Regions from separate parts of the Homo sapiens genome. Here regions 2 and 3 are each linked to region 1. A link is a loop called in an ENCODE intact Hi-C map of the cell type or tissue named here. Cell type or tissue: heart right ventricle. All regions are shown on one strand.

Evidence for each region. Hi-C counts contacts between places; a loop is a spot of excess contacts. Peaks named below come from ENCODE experiments on the same cell type or tissue, not always from the same donor. Only the 100,000 strongest peaks of a DNase experiment are listed, where the experiment ranks them.
Region 2: a loop joins it to region 1, with 9 times the contacts of the local background. A loop is called at or near these places in 21 of 110 quality-filtered maps.
Region 3: it touches region 1 in a loop (10-fold over the local background); 8 of 110 quality-filtered maps call a loop at or near these places.

What each region holds. Positions count from the first base shown.
Region 1 is chr3:55,173,981-55,181,980 of GRCh38, reverse strand. LINC02017 (long intergenic non-protein coding RNA 2017) reads right to left here and starts at 3,809. Exons shown (of 3, transcript NR_147142.1): 1 at 3,565-3,809. All of the region lies in intron 2 of LOC124906243 (a long non-coding RNA gene), which reads left to right. In heart right ventricle, a CTCF peak has its summit at 835 (motif pointing right); no DNase peak of the experiment used is centred here; H3K27me3 peaks cover 1,476 bases.
Region 2 is chr3:54,425,274-54,433,273 of GRCh38, reverse strand. The region is part of intron 4 of CACNA2D3 (calcium voltage-gated channel auxiliary subunit alpha2delta 3); the gene reads right to left. Among named protein-coding and RNA genes, the nearest start is that of ESRG, 210 kb to the left of the region's middle. In heart right ventricle, a CTCF peak has its summit at 4,803 (motif pointing left); a DNase peak (open chromatin) is centred at 4,803.
Region 3 is chr3:53,935,321-53,943,320 of GRCh38, reverse strand. No RefSeq gene overlaps it. Among named protein-coding and RNA genes, the nearest start is that of SELENOK, 47 kb to the right of the region's middle. In heart right ventricle, CTCF peaks have their summits at 1,159 and 4,498 (motif pointing left); no DNase peak of the experiment used is centred here; H3K27me3 peaks cover 2,812 bases.

The DNA of each region.
Region 1 (8,000 bases):
CTTATATTTTCAAAAACTGTAAGTTGAGATTTTGTTGCTTTGTTTTTAAGATTTGAGAACTAACTTCTTTCAGTATTATAATTCCTGGTGACATCACATTTACCCCAACAGTATTCAAATTATATATGTATTTTTGAAAATGAAGTTATTCAAATAAATTATTTTCAAATGTATCAACTTAAAACTATACTACTATTCTAGTGAGACTAACTTAAGTTGGAGACTAACTTTATAATTAATAAAGACATTTCAGTATGAAATGTGTAGTAATATACTGTGACTGCACATTTCTTTTTTTTTTTTTTTTTTTTTTTTTTGAGACGGAGTCTTGCTCTGTCACCCAGGCTGGAGTGTAGTGGCACGATCTTGGCTCACTGCAAGCTCTGCCTCCCGGGTTCACGCCATTCTCCTGCCTCAGCCTCCCAAGTAGCTGGGACCACAGGCGCCCGCCACCATGCCCGGCTAATTTTTTGTAGTTTTAGTAGAGACTGACTGCACATTTCTTTGGGTGAATATTACTGGGGAAAATAGTTAGAAAAAAGAAAACGTTTAAAATAGACCAAGTAGTCAAGAAGATAGAGAAATACAGTTTTTGCCCTCCTTTAGCTTTATATAGGAACTACTTATGCTTGTAAACATGAGAAAGACAAAGAATTCTTAGAGACTAAATGTTTCAAATGTAGAACTTTTAGACATTTGTGAGAAAAGCTGGCTTCTTAAAAAAAGTGCTTTTGACAAACAGTGCTTAAACAGAAATGCAGCCGTGTACAGGACTGTTTTTAGTTAAAAAATTTCAATGTGCCAACCAAAAAGCGATGTAATCGGTAACTGGCCACTAGGGGGCTTTCCTATTGGTCCATTCTTAAAAAGGACAGTAACTAATAATAAACAAACTGCAAAGATGTACTCCAATATTTTCTATCATACACATAGAAATAGCTGATTAGGAAGTGACAAGAGTCTGGCTATCCTATCATCTGGTTATTTAGATAGTATAAAAGTATTGATTAATTTTTTGCTTCTTCACTAAACAGAATTTTTTTAAAAAATCAACTGCTGTTATTTTGGGGTTTGTTTTTAGTTCAATAATGGTTGTTTTATCTGCTTCGCATAATCTTCTTTTGTTTTATTGATTTTCCCCAGAGATGAAAATAATGAACTTAATTTAATCCAACCAGTACATTGATTCAGTCTGTTTACTCAGATTAACCTAAACAGATATGCTAGCTTGTCAGAGCCTATGTTCATCATCTCTTTTGACAACTCTCCAAACTGTGGTCGTGTTGAGATCCAGTGGCACCATGGTGTGGTGTTCGATCAGCAAACCTTTGTTGAGCATTTACTATATACTGGATGCTGTGCTTGGTGCTAGGCTACAGGTGGAAACCAACTTAGTGTCATGGTCCTCACAGAGACGGCAAGGAACAAGATGAGAAAGGAAAGGGGTTTTGAGGAGGTTCCATTTGAGCAGAATCCTGAGTGGTACAAGGGAGAAAGCCATGTGAGTGTGATAGTCCAGAAGGTGGGATTTGGGATTTATTATTAGGAGGCCCGGGGTCAGGTCCCGTCTCCTTTACTCACCAGCTGAGTATGAACTTGGGGAGTTCGTGGACACTCTCTGACTTTGCTGTCTCACCAGGAATGTTAACAGTTCTGGCTCCATTCCCTGCAATTGTGCCTGCACCTCCTCCCTCACCAGATTTTGGGAGGATCAAATGAAGTGAGTGATTTGAGATCACAAATGATTTTTATTGAGTGAATTTTCAACTAGAAAACTTTGATAAACAAGATGCCTTCTTGTCCCCAAGTTTTAAAATATTTAATAATCAATAGCATGAAAAATGTTCCAATACATTAAGTTAACATTGTTTTTGAAAAATATCGTTTTTAATATGAATACATATATGCATAAGAGGGTTAGCCAAAGACATAATCCAAGATAGATATTTCTGGTTAAATTATGAATATTTTCATTTTTTCCTTTTTGCTTTTTGTACTTTCTGATTTTCTGTACTGGCCATGAAATGTTTCACAATAAAATAATATACTAATTAAACAAAATCATAAAGAAAAAAGATATTGATAGAGTGGGTGGAAAAATTCCATTTTCAACCAACATAAAATTTCTCTTTGTAGATGTTTTGTTAAATATTCATGTGGAGAGATTTTCATCAAAATCTTTAGATAATTTTCAAATCCCCACAAAAACCATTAACATCAAACTTTTTAAAACTTAAATCGAATTTTCCTTTTATAGTCTAAATCTCTTTCACCTGTTTGTTAAATTCCAAAAAGGAAATGTATTTCAAAAATGAAAATTATTTTTCAGTGTAATTATACATCTATGTTAACTTCTATGCTTAAACGTGTTCCTTTAAGATTTGTTTTTAAAATAAGTGACTCCTTCAAATGCCTCTCTGCCTTTGCATTTGCTGTGCATTAGGGTGACTTTCTGCTAATTTATACCACCTTTCAGAGTACATTCGAACAAGATGCATTTGAAAAATGCCCCAACATTATCCTTTCCACGGCACTCTGATTTTATGCATTTCCACCTTGCTTTCATAAACTATGCAACATTGACCTATCTGCTGATTTTTTCTGAATTCTCTTGGTGATAAGAAATTTGTTATACCTCCTTTTTTCGTTTTGCTTACTTTTAGGAACGCAAGTCCTGAATTAATAAGTTTTGGTTGTTAAAAATACAAAGGTCAGATGAAGTTCCAAGTCCATCCTCTCCTAGAGGCTGCCGTCAGTGCGTTGGATAGCATTCCTTTTGTTGCTGTTTTTCTAATACATCTGCATCCAGAGATACAGACCTAAAGAAACACATAGTTTGGGGTTGCTTCTCTTTTAAACAACATAATCTGAATCATATGAAGAAAGTATTGTTCCACACTTTCTTTTCCTCAAGATCTCTTGGAGATCTATCTGCATCAGGATGCATAGATCCACATAGTTTAAAAATAATCTGTTTCGAAGATGTATCCTCGGCCCTCTTTGGATGCCAAACGTTTGTAGGAACTTAACTATTAAGTGATCCAAATGTGTGATTTCAAGTCAGTTCAGAATATGCTAGACCCCCACTTTAAGCCTAGCACTGTGGATCCTGAGAGGAATGAGGTTATTACCCCTGCTCTGGAAGAGAATGTCAGATATTTCTTGAAAGGGGGAAGGAGGTAATAAATTCAAGGACTATTAACTCTTCTGCTGTATCATACATTTAATGTTTTAGAAATAAGCTGTTCCACTTTAAGAACAAAATAATTTAAACTCTAGGCACCAAGATCTAGAAGCTGGAAGCAACCTTGGGAAATCATCTTTGTCTGTCTTCTACCTTTAGACATTTAACTCAGGATGGAAAATTGAGTGGCAGGGAAAATGAACACTCAATTGAAACTGCGTACATGCCCAGAAAGAATCTAATGCTGCCTCAGAATCTGTTATGCTGATGTAGCTATTTCATTCCTCGGCATGTGTTTGGTATCTTGACTTTTCTTTATTATTTAACTAAGGAGGTGTCTCCTCATGTTTTCAAATAAAAGGCTTGATCAGTTTACTAACCTGTAACAGGGAGGTGGCCAGCGAGTTGGTGGAAATACCTGTTAAGAGGTAGAAGCTTTTTCATTGAGAGGCCAGGCAGGGCAGATGTTTGCACAGTTCTGAGACCAGCCTCATCAATGATGCTGCTAAATACTGCCACAGTTTTAGGGATGGTGAAGAGGAACCCCCACTCATTCCTTTGTACCCATCTTCTCTTCATACAGGTGCTCACATTTCTCCGAACTCTGTGCTTGGGCTTCTAAGAGTGCCAAAAAGGGTTAAACTGTGGGTGGTATGTTTGGTGTTCTAAACTGGTTTCATAGGAACGGCATAGGATACACGTAGGATTTCAGGTGAGGCAGAAGATGCAGAGCAGCGCTAAACTCTTCCAGACAGCGACAACCAACCTATAAGAAGCAGGCAGTCTTCTCTGTGCAGTTACAGCTCTACCAGCCCTAGGTCCCAGCAGTGCAGGCAAGAGCCTGCAGTGCTGGGTACAAGCCAGGTCGATCTATCAGAAACCCTTATCCTGTCTCCAGTGAACACTGAGCTTTCACAGAACAATTGTTGGAATGTAAGGAGAAAGAGTTTTCTCTCTGAGACAAGGAAGGTAATTTTAAAAATATATTGAACTATCAGAGATGTAGAGAAATAATATTTGATAATGCAACGTTTGACTCAAAACACCCAAAGTGCCTAAGCTTAAGCAGGACATTTGTGTCTTAAATAAGTTTATTTTAGATACAAGAAAATGAGTTAAAAAAACACACACACACACACAAGATATATCAGAAACCAATTATTAACATCACAGAAAGATCTGCCATGGCTAGCTTTAACATAAAATATCCCAATGATGCACTGATATTTTTATTTATTTATTCTTAAAATATGCCCTTTTTGGTTGTTTTTAGGAAAAAAATTGTTTTTGGATTCTTGAATTATAAAATATTAGAGCTTCATGTTCATGTAGCTGAATTCTCCCAGGTAATGTCACAGGCACGTAAAAAGACATCTTAATAGTGTTAGGAATTTTAAATGGTTTGTTAAAACACACATCAAATAAGAAAAATAAGGCAGAATCAATCTATGACTGAGAAAATTGTCTGTAAATTCAATTTGTTTTGTTTTAATTTGGACTTTTTAATAAGCAAGCAATATTTTAGGTCAATGAGATTCGATTTGTAGGCATAGATGTATTTTCCTTCTATACCACAAACATAGGAAATACTAATAAAAACCATACTGTGGAGCTTGCCAAGGTGATCTTCTTTATTATGGCCCTGATTTCTGAGTGCAGAAATCACATAGATATATTCCTAGCCTCTAGACAGTGTATACATTACATGTCTTATCAAAATCAAATACTCTAATCTAGTAACAACAGTATTTTTCATTTTAATTGATAAACAGATGGTATTTATGAATAATTTTATGCAAATAGAGTGTCACTGAAATTTTACTCAATGGAAAAAACAATCGCTCTGAGCCAGAAAACTTTTACCAAAATAATGTCAGATAACTTTGTTGGAAACTATGGCCATTTTTTCTGATATTACTATGGTTTGAATGTGTCCCCCAAAATTCATGTGTTGGAAATTTAATCCCTAATGTAACAGTGCTGAGAGGTGAGACCACTAAGAGGTGATTAGGTCATGAGGGCTCTGCCTTTGTGAATAAATTAATGTCATTTTCATGGGAGTGGGTTAATTATTGTGGGAGTAAGCTCCTGATCAAAGGATGAGTTTGGCCCCTTCTCTCTCACCCTCTCTTTGCCCATCTGCCATGGGATGACACAGCAAGAAGGCCCTCATCAGATAAGGCCCCTTGATCTTGGACTTCTCAGCCTCCAGAACCATGAGCCGAGTACATTTATTTTCTTTATAAGTTACCCAGTCTCATGTATTCTGTTATAGCAGCAGATTAAGACAGACATCAACAAAAAAATCAAAGATATACAAAAATGCCAGTTTGATTTTTTTAACATCTCTTGCTTTCTGTGTAATGCACCATGAATTTCTTATTTATAAAATATGTTCTTGAGGCAATTTAGAGATTAATTTGAAGCAATTGAGAATTTAATCCATCTCACTTTTAGGGGAGGTAAGATTAGATTAATTTACTCCACTAAATTCAATAAAGGGCTCCTTTCATTTGGGCTCAGTTTATCTCCTTCCAGTTCCTAGTTGTGCAATCTGGAGTTTGTGAGGCAGGGTGGACATACCTTTGCTCGCATCGGCCACCTACTTCATGAGCTGCACGTGCCCCTCAGAGCCTTGGCTTCCTGCACTTGAGTTTCAGCCCTCTGGAGCTTCATATGTTGCAGAGAATGCCTAAGGAAACCTGTCTCGCAAAAGTAGACTGAAGACCACATGTGTTGAACCATAGCCCATGCCAAGCTGCCCTTGAGGGAGAGGGGCTAATGCAGGACTTTGAAGGCAGGATAGAAGAAAGAGTCTGGGAAATGCTTTGGAAAATGGCAAAGCAGTCCAAACAGATTTTAGTTTTATGTCTGTTTAGGGAAGACCAGATATCAGACAGGATGTAATGTGACATTTAGATTTAATTCTGTTGATGATTTGCAGATTTGGAAATATACTTCCTTCATTGTCCAGTGTCCTTGGGAGCTGGATCTACCCAGGAGTGGTAGTTGCTTACAAGAAATGAACGATGAAAAAAAATTTACTGTGCTTTCACAGTCTGGAGCTCAAGAAAAATATAGTGACAAGGTGTGTTAGACTGCCTCTCGTCCACAGGAGAAAAGACAGACCAACCTGGATTTCCACTTTATATCTACCACTGATGAGCTGTGTGACCTTGGGCAAGTGAACTAACCTCTCTGGTCCTGTTTTCTCATCTGCAAAAAGGTGATAATAGTAATAGCTATATTCATGAAGATTTAATTCATGCCAGGGATTATTCTAGAAAGATGTATTAACTTAGTCATCACAGCAACTTTTGAATTTAGAATCACAATTAGCTTCTTGTCCAGTTGAAGAAACAAAGGTTTGGTGTTTTTTTGTTTGTTTGTTTTTTGTTTTGTTTTGTTTTTGAGATGGAGTCTTGCTCTGTCACCCAGGTTGGAGTGCAGTGGCACAATCTAGGCTCACTGCAACCTCCACCTCCCGGGTTCAAGCTATTCTCGTGCCTCAGCCTCCCAAGTAGCTGAGACTTCAGGCACGTGCCACCACACCCAGCTAATTTTTGTATTTTAGTCAAGAGATGGGGTTTCACCATGTTGGCCAGGCAGGTCTTGAACTCCTGACCTCAAGCAATCAACTCGCCTTGGCCTCTCAGTGTGCTGGGATTACAGGCGTGAGCCACCACACCCGGCCAAGTTGAGGAAACTAAGGTTTGAATGAGTTAAGTAAGTGGCCCCAGCTCATATAGCTAGAAATGCAGAGTCAAATGTCAGGTCAAAATGTCTAGATCCAAGGAATGTGTTCTGACACACAATACCATGAGAGACAGGCTAACATTAGCTGAGGCCAGGGACTGTGAGCTGGATTGGATCCCCGCAAGCTCCCATCACTTACAGGCTGCAAACGTGCCAAGCAACAGAGCCTCTCTGGGCTTGTCCCACTGTAAATCAGGGATAATAATGGGATCTGCCTCATGGTGCTTCTGTGAGGATCAAATGAGGTAATATTTGTTAACTCAGAACAGTGCTTGGTAAGAACTAGGTAACTATTTAAGAGTGCTCTTAGTATTATGTTAGAACTTATACTCTGCAATGATATGGATTGAAGCAAAATTTAATTAATACATATAAATTACTTAGCTGTACATAGTAACTACCCAATAAATAATGCCTTCTAGGAGATTTTGTGCTAAGTATGAGGCAAGGTTTAAGTCCTAGTGAGGTGCAGATCACTGGGCCCAGGGCCACCTACTGTGGAGCTCACAGTCTAATGGAAAGAAGAACAACAGTTTTAATTTTCTTTTCTCCAAGGGATCAGAAAATTCTGTCTTTAAGCAGGCAGATTTCTCATCTGCCTGTAATGATACTCATGCAATAGGATAAATGGATTGAGGAGTATTCCCAGGCTCATCTTTTCCCCTAGCCTAGTAGAGAGAATCCTATGGGTACCGCCTCCATTTCTATCTCTTAGCCACCATCAGCAGGATGACTGAATCTGACATAGAGGGTGGGAAAAACTAGGTCAATCTCCACAATAAAACATCAAGTGAAAAAGGAGGGGGGAAAGCAAAGTGCCATCTTCAGAACACAGCAAGGGCATGCAAATGTGTGCATGTAGGGTGTGTATGTTGGGTATACATGCATGTGTGTGTTTTGCGAGTGCGTGCTGTGTGTGTGAGTGTATGTGTTGGGGGCTGGGGTGGTTCCAGTGTAACTTCAGGGTTTAGGGAAGGTATAAGACAATAAGATTGAAGTAAGTATTACAAGGATCTACATTTTCTTTCTTGTTGTCAAAATACAGGAGTAAAAGAACTCT
Region 2 (8,000 bases), 750 kb after region 1:
CTCCATCCTGATAGAGTCTACACTGGAAAGAGACCTAGACATTGGACAAGTACATAAATCCCCCTCCAGTCATAGCTGCAATAAGCAACACTCATGGTCCCAAATGAGCTAGCTGCACTCCTCCCTCTTCCAACCTCCAGCGTTGGAATGTTGAGCTCAACAGAGTCATTTTATTATTCATTTGGCAAGTAGATGTGTGTTCATTTTTTGCTTGGAATCATAACATCATCTCCATAATATTCTGATTAAAATGTGTTAGCCTACCCAAATTTAAAACTTTTGAATTTTTTAAAAAAATAATTCCACCACTTAATTTTTTTTTGACCCACGCAAAAGGCATGGTGAAAAAGACCATGACATCAAACCAAGACCCAGTCATCCTGGGTCTTCATTTAAACACATGGAGATTGGAACTCAGAAGATACAATGCAGACAGCATATTAGGGAAACTGACCAAAGTGCCAACCTTTACTCCATATTCATTTTGTATTTTAATTAAAATACACTGAATCCAGTAGGCTTTCTTAAAATTAATGCCTGCAGGGATTTAGAAAAGAAAAAAATCTATATACAGAGCAGCAGCAATATGCATATGCTGAAAGCCTCACATTCTTAATGTGTTTGTAGTGTTTCAATAATACCTTAACAGAATCCTAACCAAGCCTGGGTGGGGAGAAACACATCAACTGGGTCCGCTGGCACTGAACACTTAGAATGCGATGTCAGTACTTTTGCTTTCAAGGGAAAAAAAATCACAGATAATTAGGGAAAGAGCATGTTTTTCGTTTCCTCTTTCTTTAAAATGAATTAAAATATTTTGGAGAAAAACATTGTATTCTAGAATTCACCTCATTACAGAAACACATCTGCATTTTTTTGCTCTAGTTATATATTGATAACACCATCTGAAAACACACAGTGAGTCGAGAGATCTGAAATAATAATAATAACAAGATCATTGTTTATCCCAGACAGAAAAGAGTTTATTTTCTGATAATAAAAATAATATAAAAATTAGAAGGTTCAGAAGGATCAGAATGTTGAGATAGCTATAATCCTATTATTCTGATGATTTACAGGCTTTTAGATGTATATCTATGAACACACACATTTATGAAAATGAGACCACAAAAATACAAAGCATTCTGCAGTTTTGATTTTTTTCGTGTTGCCTGAAAACACAGTCATGTATATTTTTTCCACCATTACAGCCACAGATAGACCCTTATGGTTTTGATGGCTGAAATTTATCTAAGGAGCCTCTGTGAATGGACATTAGGTTTAAACAACCAATTTTATCAATGCATTTTATAAGTTCATATTTTGATAAAGCTAGAAATGTATATTTTAATATAGCTATAAAGTCGGCCAGGTGTGGTGGCTCATGCCTGTAATCCCGGCACTTTGGGAGGCTGAGGCAGGTGGTTCACTTGAGGACAGGAGTTCGAGACCATCCTGGCCAACACAGCTGAAACCCCGTCTCTACTAAAAATACAAAAATTAGCCAGGCATGATGGCACCACTTATAATCCCAGCTACTCTGGAGGCTAAGGCACAAGAATCCGCCCAGGAGATGGAGGTTGCAGTGAGCCAAGATCACGCCATTGCACTCCAGCCTGGGCAACACAGCGAGACTGTCTAAAATAAATAAAAATAAAGCCATATTTTCATAACCATAAAATTTTAAAAATATACATATATACAGTTGACCCTTAAACAACGTGGGTTTGAACTGAGCAGGTCCACTTATATGTGGATTTTCTTCCACCTCTGCCACACCCAAGACAGCAAGAACAAGCCTTCCTCTTCCTCCTAATCAGCCTACTCAATGTGAAGACAATGAGGATGAAAACCTTTATGATTGATCCACTTTCATTTAATAGCAAATATATTCTATATTATATTTTATCTTCTTTATGATTTTTCTTTTTTCTTTTTTTTTTTTTGAGACGGAGTCTCACTCTGTCACCCAGGCTGTACACAATCTCAGCTCACTGCAACCTCGGCCACCTGGATTCAAGCGATTTTCCTGCCTCAGCCTCCTGAGTAGCTGGGATTACAGGCGCCTGCCATTGCACCTGGCTAATTTTTGTATTTTTAGTAGAGACGGGGTTTCACCATGTTAGCCAGGATGGTCTCAATCCCCTGACCTCATGATCCACCCACCTCAGCCTCCCAAAGTGCTGGGATTACAGCCGTGAGCCACCGCACCAGGCCCCTTATGATTTTTCTTAGTACATTTTCTTTTCTCTAGCTAATCTATTCTAAGAATATGGTATATACTACATATAACACACAAAATATGTGTTAATCGACTGTTTATGTTTATTGGTAAGGCTTCTGGTCAAAAGGAGACTAGTAGTAGTTAAGTTTTTGGGGAGTCAAAAATTATACTCAAATTATTTACTGTGCAGGAGTCAGCGCCCCTAAGCCCCTGTGTTGTTTAAGGGTCAACTGTTATCAGTTATTGCACTAAAGAATTAGTTGTCAAGCAAATTTCCTTAATAATCAAAAAATGTAGAGGAACCCTCCAATGACAGAATCTTCATATATTTAAGGCATTAACTGTAGTCTAAAAGTCAAAGTCATTGCAGGTCTGGAAGAGACTCATGGATACAAGTGGTTTGGAGCTTAGTGCAGGGGAGACCCTAGACATATCCAAAGGATCCAGAATACCCAAAACCCATCAAGCAACCAAATCACGTCCAGGATTAAGCCAATTTCTGCATGTGTTGAGTTGAAAACTTTAATCAAAGATATAAAACTGGTTACTTGATGGTATAAATTCCAACTGTCAGTTCTGGAGACAAAGAGTTATAAATCACAAAAGCCAAATAATCCATGGGCAATCTTCATAATATCCGCATAGAGAATTCTGAACAAGCTCAACAACTCAATGAAAGCTGTATTACTGACCCAACCTCAATATTTTTAACACTTTGATTGAAGGGGAGGGAACATATCAGTAATGTTTTTGAAAGTAAAAAATAGCAACACAACATTTTGATAAATCTGCACAGAATAATTTGGATTGAAAGAGACACCTAGCAAATAAATAACAAATCCGCATATATAAGCTCATTGTAAAACTTGCTTGGGGCTTGTAAATGTTTTCACATTTTCCCACAATTTACATAGAAAGTAGTTGCGCAGCAAGGACATAATTAGCATTAAATATGATTAATTCATACTATGGTGGAACTCAGAAAGTGTTTTGTGTTTTGATGCTGCATTTTTTCCAATTTCCATCTCCAATATAGTCAAGTACACATTTATAGGGCATTCATTCCCTATTGCTCTAAACAGATTGTCAGATTATCATCAGGGAATTAGAGCCTTTTCTTCCCAATGACTGGGAAATCTAACCCTCTTATGATTACGTTATTCTTATTTCACGGATGTTAAATTTTCTGCAGTATAATGAAATCCATAGAAGGCTATTTAAAAATTACCTCAAAAATAAAATGAAACAGAAATTACCTCAAGTGAATGCTATTCCAACATCCGAGAAAAATCTGTGGCAAAAGACAAGTACTTCACATTTTAGGGGGCTTCATATTGCTGGGTACCAAGGGTAGGCATGGGACTTGAGTAGAGTCTGGCAAAGTGCTATTCGCAGTCCAGTTGTCTACAGAGCACCATCATGATATAACCCCTAGGAAATCTACCAGTCTTTTCAACTCTCACTGAACGGCTCCTCAGCCACAGCTGAGAAGCTTATGACCACTCTTAAAGAGGGTACTACAAATACCAGCATTCTCCTGTGAAAACAGGATCTAGCCGAAATTCACAATCACAGACACACTCACCTACCCAGTCCCTCCTCCCCAAATCAGGTGGTTTGCCATTTGAAAATTACGAGAGAAGAAAGAAAGAAATAAAGGAAACAAGGAGAAAAGAAATGGAAAGGAAAGGAAAAAAACTGCTTGCCATTATAATATTTACAAGAGAACTTTCCATGGGTCTCAAGTTTTTCTGCAATTTAGTTTTATGATTTTTTTTTAGTTGATTAAAGCTAATCTTGCTCCCTTTTAACATTCCTTTTTTAAATTTGAGGATCCTATCCCATATTAGCCATGCTCTGGGGGAAAAAAATGTAGCTCATTAAGAGTGGAAATCTATAGCAGCTGCCAGTCTTTCTGCTTTTGTTGTTGCCCAACTGAGAATTTATTCCATATACCAGAGAGGGCTGGCTTTATAATCCCCATCCCAAACCATCGCATCTTCCTCCAGGTACATCCCACCAGCTTGGGTCTTTAAGCCATAAGGGCTGACCAAAGATTCACCCTCCTTGGGCTACAACAGGCATCTGATCTCTACTAGTGTCAAGGGCAAAGCCCCAATGGTAAGACAGATTTTTCCTTCCTCACAATAAATCAAGCATAAATCTGTAAAAAGGAAAATCAACTTCATCGGATGTAGGAACACTACAGTAACTAGATAAATTATGTTAATACAGACTAACCCAATGCATCAAGGAAATGACATCTGAGGAGTTTCACAAAAATATTGGAAGAAAGGCAACATACACAAAGAGTGAGATGGTTTAAATAAGGCAGATTTTTGTTACCCTCTTTAATTTGTTTTTTGCTAAATTTTGAAAGGTAGAAAGAGATCGTTGATAGCAGAAATAAGGCCCATTTGGGTGGACACAAAGAAGATATTTAAAAGTAAAAGGTGAAAAAAAAAAAAAGAAATATATCAAAGTTCCAGATTTTTTAACTCTGGCCCAACATTTTTAAAGACTTTTTTTAACATCCATAAATGGACTTGCAGCTGCACTGGTGCGAATCATCAGCGACATCTAGTGGATGGTCACATTATGGTGTCTGGCTGCAGCTTAAATTCAAATCAGATCTCGGCCCCCAGTGCCTCATCCTATCTTAACATTTATTGTTTGCAGAAAAAAATAGGTGACCTTCATTTACTTTAATTCAATAAGTCTGTCTGAGTTTAGTCTAAAGATATGAACATGGAAGAAACTGTTAAGTTGCTTAGTCAACCTGGCAAGTTTCACGCTTACGAAGAACCTGAGAAAGTCTAACTGTTGTGTGCAGCCGAGCCCTGGGTTTTATAAAGCCACATTGTTGCTCAGATTGATTTAATTCAAGTGGAAGAAGAAAGGGCTGCATGGTAAACAAACACTGAGGTAGTAATTACGTGACTATGGCCAATGCTATTTCACCCCTGTCAAGCACATTATGCTTCAGACATTTTTCAAAATGACTTGACATTTTTTCTGCCTGACATGTTTTGGGTTTGATACAGTGAAAACAGCTGGTTGCCTCCTGCTGCCTGGAAAATCTAGCAGTGGAGAAATCATGTTGAGGGCTCTTAACTTCCCTGCAGAATCTCTTAAAAGCCCGCAAAAGAAGCTCCTTGCTGCCACAATGCTGGTCAGGGAGGAGGGTATCACAGAGAAAACAAGGGCTTTGTAGGCAGCTGGATTTCTGGTCCAGGTCCTGATCCCTTGTTCCCCATACCATGTCCTACCTGTCTGACCTTGGGGATGTTATTAACCTGTGAATCCTGTTGTGACATGTTAGATCATCAGCATAGTGCCTGAGGACAGTAACCTGGAGTTATGCTTACTAGACTAGACGCTCCGCACTGGCAGGGAGCATGGCTCATGTGTTTATGACTACAAATAAGGTTGCCAGATTCAGCAAATAAAAATACAGGAGGCACAGTTAAATTTACATTTAAGATTTAACTGTGTGTCCTATATTGTATCTGGAGATCCTACCATTTGCCTAGGGTAGTTCTGGCTTCCAGCTCTTGTCCGAGTAATCATCAATACCTCCTCTTTCATTTTTAAAAGTATCTTAATTTGAAAATAAATAATCCTGGGTCCCTAACTGGGAGTGCACACCAAGCATGATGCTGAGGCCCTCCCGGCACATCTTAACCAAATGAACGGCCATTTTCTGGATGGGAGACCCAAGGAGAAGAAGCACATGTGTCCGAGATGTTTGCTAATTTAAATACTGCTCTCTGTTAACACATTTCAAAAATTGTGTTTTATGAAAAATTTTATTCATCAACAGATACGCACAGATAACCTACATGTGCAGGGCTTTCTGGCACTCTACAACACCAAATGACCAGGCAGAGGGCATCCCAGTTCACGCCCAAGTAAACATACTCAAGTAAACAGTCTCGTTCCTGCCTTCTGGTAATGCAGTCCAAAACACAGAAAGGGTACGCAGAACATAAAGAAAGGAAAGAATGGTGGGTAGAAGAGAGAGGAAGGGAGGGAGAAAGAAGGGAAGGAAGAGAGAAGGAGAGAGAAGAGAAAGAAAAACAAGGAAGGGTCAAGGAAGACACAAAGGTAGAAACAGTACAAGCAGACACATTAACAGCATATTATCTTTGAATCTAGAAAGGATTTTCTGATTTAACAGAATGCAAAGAAATCAAAGGATAAGACTTTACAAACAGACATCACCACCAACTGTGGTTACAAATTACTTTGTAAAATGAAAAAAAAAATCAAAGAATGCATTTTTACACAAGAACTATTAAGAATTCAGATTTGACAGCTGACAAGTTCAGTTGTTCCTCAAGGGACAGACACAGCATCTATCCTCTATTTGTGGCACACACATTTCACTGCTCAACTGATTTCACTTGTGCACACTAATTGGGGCTGGTATTTATGAAGGATTAATGACAGAGCCAGTCAGGAATGCTGAAACACTATCATTAATATTGCCAGGGAAGAATAGCTCAGTAGGGAGGTGCATCATAATTAATGTCACCTAAGAAATTATTTTCAGTATTCAAAATATTTAAGGGAATAACTGGTGGTAAATTTAATGTGAGAAACAAAAGCACTGTGTAATTGATTCCAAAATATCCCAACCCATTAAAAGGAGTGGAAAGGCAAATATTATGACACATCTCTAAAGTGCAGTTTATAACAAAGACGGAAGGCTAAAGAACAACAACATAACTTAGAGCTATAAAAATTACTGCTATTTTATGGCATTCTTAAACATATATATATTTCAAATTAGTGTTTGGTGCCTGAAGTAAACTTTGCAAATATCCTGTGCCTTCAGAATAAAATAATAATGTGTCTACCAGCTGTCTCCAACCAGCTAATCTATGATACAGAGGGGCCCCTCCCCTCTTCTCTTGACCACTATGTAAGCCAGAGATGACGTCTATCTGAAAAATTCTCCAGGACACACACCTGAGTTATAGTCATGAAATTCAACTGTCTGACCAGAAGGAACAACTCAACTCTTATCTAAACTAACCAATTTCCAACGTGCCATGCAGGTGGCTACTGTCTCTGAGGCTAGGAGTATGCTGATTTTAACTGCCCTGATGAAATCTGGGCTACCAAAGGGCCCATCTGTGTACGTCCCCTCTACGTCTGTGGAAGGGCAGCAAGATCACTCATTGAGCCAGACCTCCAAAAGCTTTAGTCTGCTGTTAGAAGGCAGAGCAGTGGGATGCTCCGGGGCAGGGAACTCATCCCTTCTCTAGCCTTAGGGCCTGACCCAGGGCCTAGTGCTTCAGAGTCTGGAACTCAGTGCTGGTTCACTGACACAAGCAACATCTGAGCTCCCCCAAAAGTGATCATGAGAGAGAGGTGAGTTCACTGATTTACCTAAATTTCAGAGGAAAACCCGAACCCACTCTGCCTTGGCCATTTCTGGTATCCTCAGGTGTTCAGGTGGGGTAGAGCTGAGGGTTGGAGAGAGGACAACAGGGATACATGGGAAATTCCAGAAAAGGAGATGAACAGCAGAGTGGGAAGATGCTTAAACAATTTTAAGCCTGGTGCTTTAGATTCCTCTCTCATTTTATCCTTAACCTGTGTATCAGAGGAGTTAGTAACTTGCCTAAGAATTTGCGCAGCTATTAAATGGCTACCTGGCCTTTGAAATTAAATCTTTCTGACTTCTTTGTTTGTTTGTTTGTTTGTTTTGAGATGGAGTTTCACTCTTGTCACCCGGGCTGGAGTGCAATGGCACGATCTCGGCTCA
Region 3 (8,000 bases), 1.2 Mb after region 1:
AGGGCCTCACTATGTTGCCCAGGGTGGTCTCAAACTCCTGGCCTCAAGAGAGCCTCCCTCCTTGGCCTCTCAAAGCATTGGTACTATAGCCATGAGCCACCACACCCCACCCACAAATGCATATTCTAATGAGAAATATTTTATCAGATAGAGAGAAAGTAGATAGAATTTAGATACAGAGAGACAGAGATTTATCTCATCTTAATGTGAAAGTGTTTTTTATTTTGAGTTACATGGGTATTTGACCAGGAGAAACAGAATCCATGAGACCACTTTTGAGGCCCTTGCATAGAACTTCCTTTCAACTCATGCCCCAGCAGGGGGAGTTGAGAAAGAAATAAGAAAAGGTTCTGAAGAGACATTCTTATAGAACTACAGGTCTGAGCCCCACGGAAGTAGACAGACCTGGGCTTAAATGCCTTCTTTCTTCCTCACTTGTTGTGTGACCTTGAGCAAGTTACCTAACTTCTCTGAGTCTTGGTTTCTTACCTGAAGGATGAGGACAATCCCTAACTCAGAGAGTTAATGTAAGAATTATTTTAAGACAATGCTTATAAGGACCCTAACATATATTAACATGAAACAAACTACAGTCGCTTCCTCAATTGGAAAACTGTATCATAAAATCAATTAGCAATTTCTGTTTAAGGCTTATAAATTTGGTTTTGTAATGATCTGCCTCAGAGAAGATGATAGATATATATACAAAACTTGGGGCCTGAAATTATCCAGGTTTGGATTTCAATCCCATCTGTGCCATTTACTACCTTGTAACCTTGGGCAACTTGCCTGCTTCCGTGTGTAAACGGGAGCTGATCATGATAACTCACACAAAGAGTTAAAGCTAAGGCTTGTAAAGTGTTTGGCAAGACCCCTAACATGCTAAAAATGTTGGCAATTAATTTTTTGTTTTGTTTCTGTATTTATAAGAATTATTCATATAATTGCCTCATGCCTTTCCTTAATTTATGCCTGAAGTCATAGCGACAAGTTTCGCATTTCACATCACGATGCATTTCCACTGCAACAATTTAATCCATAAAAAATGTGGACCAAAATATATGAAAATGTTTACTTAGACAAACCTAAGAAACCGACATGAAAATAACGGAGCCAAACAGATTCTTCATTTTAAAAGCACCCTGACCCAGTCTAAGACAGCTCAAAGGGTCCACCTGCAGACTGAAATGTAGAGATCACAAATACACTCAGTAGCAAATTAGTTTCTAGTCTGCTCAGAAAGGGTCTATGAAGCCCTGACAGCCCAATTAAGTATGAGTGGGGAGGGAGTTAATGTTTATTAAGTGCCTACTGTGTGTCAAAGGCTATACTTATATTCTCTTACTTATCAATCATACTGCTGTAGCCCATGTGCACCACAATTAATGCCAGGGCTCAGCGGGGGTTTTGTTCTGTTGTGTTCTTTTTAAACATTTCAACTTAACAGGTACTAACTCATCCAGTCTTGTCAATAACCTTTTGAAGTAGGATTTATCATCATTTACTGAAAAGAGAACTGAGGCACAGAGAAGTTAAGTAAATTTGCCCTAGGTCACACAGCCAATAAGTATGACACTGTCTTAGCCGTAGTGAGCTGATCCTGGTATGTAGCTGCAACACCAAAGGAAATTAGCCATGGGCCAGCTACACCGTGAGTATTTCGTATTTTAGATTGCTACCGTGATTTTCATCTGTTCAGGATGGTTTTTCTTTTTGGTGGGGGGATCTGGTTATTAATTTTTATCATTATTATTATTACAGTAGTCCCTCCTTATCTGAGGTTTCACTTTCCATGGTTTCAGCTATTCATGGTTAACCATGGTCTGAAAATATTAAATGGAAAATTCCAGAAATAATTCATAAGTTTTAAATTGCAGGCCATTCTGAGTAGTGGGATGAAATCCATCTCACTTCCTCCCTCCCAGGATGTGAATCATCGCTTTTTGTCCAGCACATCCTCACTGAATATGTTCCCTGCCCATTAGTCACTTAGTAGCTGCCTCGATTATCAGATTAAAAAAAAAAAAAGTGTAAGTCGGGTTCGGTACTATGCCGGGTCTCGGGCATCCACTGGGGGACTTGAAACATATCCCCCTCAGAGAAGTGGAGACTACCATATTATTATTGTTATTTGGATAGATAATATATTCATGTGATTCAAAATTCAAAAGGTACAAAAGATATCTTATCCAATAAGTGTCCCCTGTCCTTGACCATACCAGTCGGTATCTCGTCCTGGAAGCAAGCAGTGCTATTAGTTTCTTGGGTATCTGTCCAGAGGTTTCTTATGCATTTGCAAACAGATAGATCAATATACACACCACCCCCCTACACATACACTCAAGGTGTGCATATTATTCACACATTTCTGCACCTTGCTCTGTTCATGGAGCCCAGGGTCTGGAGACCATTTCATATTAACAATAGAGAGCTTTCTCTTTCCTATGAGAACTGCCAAGTATTCCATTGTGTAATCTGTCCTCTATCGGACATTTAGGTTGTTTCCAGTATTTTGCTGCACAAACAATGCAGCAATAAATAACTCAGTCTACAGATCATTTTTCATAGTTGAGAATAGATCTGATAACATCATAGAGGTAGAATTGCTGGGTTAAACAGAATGTGCATTTGATAGATATTGCCTTCTTCCCCTCCACAAAGACTATCCCATTTCTAAACTGTGCATTTATGAGTGTCTGGATCTGTTTGATTAAAGTGTTCCTAAGCCAGCCACAGTGGCTCACACCTGTAATCCCAGCACTTTGGGAGGATGAGGCCGGCAGATCACTTGAGCCCAGGAGTTCAAGACCAGCCTGGCCAATATGGTGAAACGCCATCTCTACTAAAAATACAAAAATTAGCCAGGCATGGTGGCGCATGCCTGTAATCCCAGCTATTCGGGGAGTTGAGGCACAAGAATCACTTGAAACCAGGAGGTGGAGGTGGCAGTGAGCTGAAATCACACCTCTGCACTCCAGCCTGGGCAACAGAGCAAGAATCTGTCTCCAGAAAAAAAAAAGAAAAAAGAAAAAAGAGTGTTCCTAAGATTCCACTTGCTTAACTGCATAATCTCAGATGCAAACACTGATAAAAGGGCAACTTTCAACGATAACTCATGATTTCAAATTTTTATTTTCACCAAAAAGGTATTTCCCTTGATTGGCTGTTAAATAAAATTTCAAAATTGGAATGTACATTTTTATGTTAACAGAACGCTGCTTTTATCTGGTTTATATGTTGGAGTGCTACCCAGGCACTGCCTATGGTTCTGTGGGCAATTATATAAATGGCACCTCCTAGTGTTGTACACAACTGTATGCAGCAAGCCTGGTTGATTTCATTTAGAGGTATGTAGGGAGGTGTTCTATGTAGGGTAAAAAAAATGTGAGACCCACCCTGAGTTGGATGCAGAGGATTAATTTATAAATCCTGCTTGATGCTAATGATGGTGGCTAACTTCCAATTCTCTCTCTGAGAGCTTACAAACTCTCAGGACAGTTTTACAGCCATCTCTGCTGACCTATCTGAAATGAAACTTTAAACCTTGCACCAAAAGGAAGGCCAGATGTCAGTGGCATCTTGTCTTTGTCAAAGAACAGAACACAAGAGGGGATCCTGAGCCACCAGCTTCCTGACTCCCAGATGTAACTATTATCCACAGGAAGTTAGACGGTGGCACACTGGGGGTCTGTCATGAAGATGGAAAGGATCAGCGCCGTGGAGCTGCGCATCATTGGATTTAGATACTATCCACAAGTGCACATCACTCACCCTGTGTGATACGTCAGATTAGCTGTGCTTCGCCTTCCACCAAGCATCCCTAAATCCTAAATTAGATTTGAGATGGAGTTGATATACAGAGGCCTGGCCCCCGGAGGCTGGATGTTCAGAGAATAAGGATCTTTTTCACTGCTGATGGGACAGCTTGTCAACTGGGGTGTTGGAAATGAGATGCTGGAAAGGCTGCCACATTCCCTCCTTCGTTATCTCCGGCATCTTATCTTCACCTTCACAGAAGAGTGACCACAAAGGGGCCTGTGGGAGGAAGGATGCTAAAGTGGTGTGGATGGAGGAGGATCATGTCTAATCCTCAGCAGCCGCGAGAGCTCAGCTCTGGTGATAAAGAGATCTAGCAGTAATCCGACCTCTCAACAAAGAGATTTACTATCCTGAGGGGTGAGATCCACTCAGCTGTGCAGGGTCATCAGCTGATTTAATCCAGCCGCGTGTTTTACAGATAGGGCAAATGACTTTAAGCTCCTCTCTGTTTGGGTTCCAGGACTGATAGCATTTTAAGAGAGTGAATGAATGAGGTGATTTACTTTCTAGCCTGATTATATGAGATTTTCATATCTTAAAGATACAGTTTATTAAATAAACTAATTATGCCCAATTTGCTGCTAACCTAAACGCAACCATTTCTCTAGTCTAGAAGCTTTTCAGATGCAGCCTTTCATTTCCCTTCTTTACTGTGTACTGTGGTGACACCTAGTGGGAGAAGAAGCATAGCACCCAGGCAGGCACCTGAAAAAATGGTATGTTGGGTGATTCTACTTCCCTGAAGATAACCTTCACTTTTGAGTGGGTAGAGCCACCAGTTCCAGTGTAAAAGCTCCTTCATGTCTCCACCATTGCTGATAATAAGTTTAGCTTTGTTTCCTTTTAAAACCGTTGTGACCTGAATGTGGCGGAGAGGTAAGAAATTAATAAACCCTGTTCTATCCAAAACACTTCCTCTATATCGATGACATTTGTTTTCAGTCCTGAGAGAAGCCTGAAGATGACCATTCAAGTCTTAAATGACTATGTCCCTTAAGGCAAGTAGTAGCAGGGTTGTCCAGGGTGGCTTAAGGATGTGCAGGATAGGGAACAGCCTAGTCTGACACTAAGGAAAGTGAAAAGACTTTTCTACCCCACAAATGTTTCCTTTCTTGTCTGTATCAATGCCCAGATTTTCGCCATTTTGTAGCTCATTCCTTTGGAACTTGACAACTTTCGGCAACCCTTAATGATATAAACTAAGTGCAAATGACCCTCACCTGGGTAATGTTTAGGCCTTGCTAACATTCTAAGGAAGGAAGGTGAATTAAAGCTGAGATCAACTGACTATTTATTAAGGAATCCAGATGGTGAAGTTGTATACTGGATCAAGTTACATGACTCTAGAGTTTCTTGTATGGCTGCAGCAACTAGCTGAGATCTAGACCCTGATGAAAATGGATCAAACGCAGTTGCAGAGAGAAGATTAGGGCCTGAGAGAAGAGAGATGGGAATTAAATGCAAAGAAAGGTAGGAAGAATTCAAGACACCTTTGTCACCCTTCCAACTGTTTACATTGACAACACTTCTGACACCAAATGCATGATGTCTTTTCCAACACCACTTCTCCAACCTTCCACCATCAGCTGGGTGCCTACAACTCAATTCAATTCTGACACTCTCTACTGGAGTTAGCATCAGATCCCACAAGTTAAGAGCTCCATCCCACAACACTGCCCCCACTTCAAATTCCAGTTGCACTGGTACTTCTGACTGACCGACTATAAATTCAAGGGAATTCTACAACTCCCTCCTTATGTTTGATAATCTGCTACAATGACTCACAGAACTCAAGAGAGTGCTCTACTCACTATTGCTGGCTTATTATAAAGGATACAAACGAACAGCAAGATGAAAAGGTATATAAGGAAAGATTCAGGAGGGTCCCGAGCACAAGAGTTCTGTCTCACAGAGTTGGCGTGTGCCAACCTCCCATACTAGATGTACTCATCAACCTGGAAGCTCTCTGACCCCCATTGTTTAGGGGCTTTATGAAGGTTCCATTATTTGGCATGATTGATTAAGTCATTAGCCATTGGTGATTGAACTCAATCTCCAGCTGCCTTCCCCTGCCTGGAGATCTGGGGCTGGGGCTGAAAAAGTTCCAACCCTCTAATCACACTTTGGTGTTTCTGGTGGCCAGCCTTCGTCCTGCAGTTATCTAGGGACCCCCAGCCACCAGTAATCTCATCACCAAGAAAAATACACTCTTATCACTGCAGAGAGTCCAAGGATTTTAGGAGCTGTGTACCAGGAACCCAGGGACAAAGGCCAAATATTTATTTATTGTTGTGTCACATACCCCTATAGTCTTGCTCAGGTTCTGGCTTTAAGTACGCCGGGGTAATTTTTAAAAAATCTTCCTCAGTACATTTTGCCATGTCCAAACTACTCAACTGAGCCCTTTTTTAATAAAATCAAATCAGAAAAGCCCGCCCCCTCCTACTTTAGGCGACTGAGGAATAGACATGATGGTCTCACAAACAGATGTCTCACAAGTCTTCCTGGAGAAGGTTCCCAGGACATTTGACAAGAAAGCCAGAAAACTCAAGAACTTAAATCATCTGCACTTAGCAACCATTTCATAACATGTTTGAACCCAGACCTAAAAGAGGCAAAATGGGCTGGGTGCGGTGGCTCATACCTATAATCCCAGCACTTTGCGAGGCCAAGACAGGAGGATTACTTGAGCCCAGGAGTTAAGAGACTAGCCTAGGCAACATAGTGAGACTGTGTCGCTACAAAAAAAAAAAAAAAAAAAAAAAAAAAAATTTAAATGAGCTAGGTATGTTGGTGTACACCTATAGTCCAGCTACTTGAGAGGCTGAGATAGGAGAATCACTTGAGCCCAGGAGGTAAAGGCTGCAGTAAGCCATGATTGCACCATTAAACTCCAGCCTGGGTGGAGACCTTGTCTCAATAAATAAATAAATAAAGCAAGTAAAGACTTGAAATATAATTACATGCTTGGGCTTATCCTCTTTTCTCACTGTCATGGGCATGAAAAGAGCTTTCGCTGAGTAGTAACTGCCCCCTTATCCTGGGCCTCAGAATGAACACATATGGAACAGATCTGAGATTAACCCATAGTGAGGAGCTAAGCCCAGCTCAGCCCAGAGCCTGAAAAGAACAATCTTGATGTGACCCAGATATTGGAGTTAGCAGAGAAAGATTTTAAAGCAGCTATTATAACTTCATTCAAGGAAGAAAAAAAATACGCTTCAAATCAAAGATAAATGGAGGATCTCAGCAGAGAAGCAAAAATCATTAAAAAATAATCAAACAGAAATTCTAGAAGTAAAAATATCTGAAGTAAAAAAAAATTCATTGTGTTTAACAGCAGAATGAATTTTTTTATTAATTATTTTTTAGACGGACTCTTGCTCTGTTGCCCAGGCTGGAGTGCAGTGGCACAATCTTGGCTCACTGCAGCCTCCACCTCTCAGGTTCAAGCAATTCTCCCACCTCAGCCTCCTGAGTAGCTAGGACTATAGGCGTGTGCCAACATGCCCAGCTGATTTTTGTATTTTTAGTAGAGACAGGGTTTCACCATGTTACCCAGGCTGGTCTCGAACTCCTGAATTCAAGTGATCTGCCCACCTCAACCTCCCGAAGTGCTGGGATTACAGGCATGAGCCACCATGCCCAGCCACAGAATGAATTTTTTTAAAGTTTAAGTGAAAAGGATGAGAGAATAAAAGAAATATCTAACCTAAATAACAGAGAGATAAAGATTTAAAAAAGTACTCAGAGTCACAAGGAACTGTGTGATAATATCAAAAGGTCTAACATATGTGTAATTGGAGTTTTAGAAGATGAGGAAAGAGAATAGGGCAGAAAAAAAAACATTTGAAGAAGTAACAGTCAAAATTTCCTCAAATTTGGTGAATGAAATAAGTGTATAGGTTCAAGAAGATCCTGCAAACTCCAAGCAGGAACAAATATTTTTTTGAAAACACCACACCTACATACATTTACTCACACTGCTGAAAATCAAGGATACAGAAAATCTTAAAGCAGTAAGACAAAGCAACAATTTATGATCATGGACTTCTCATCACAAATAATGGAGGTTGGAACATGATAGAACATAATTTAAATGCTGTAAGAAAAAACCCTGTCAACCCAGAAATCTATATCCAGTAAAAATATCCTTTAAAAATGAAGGCAAAATAAAGACA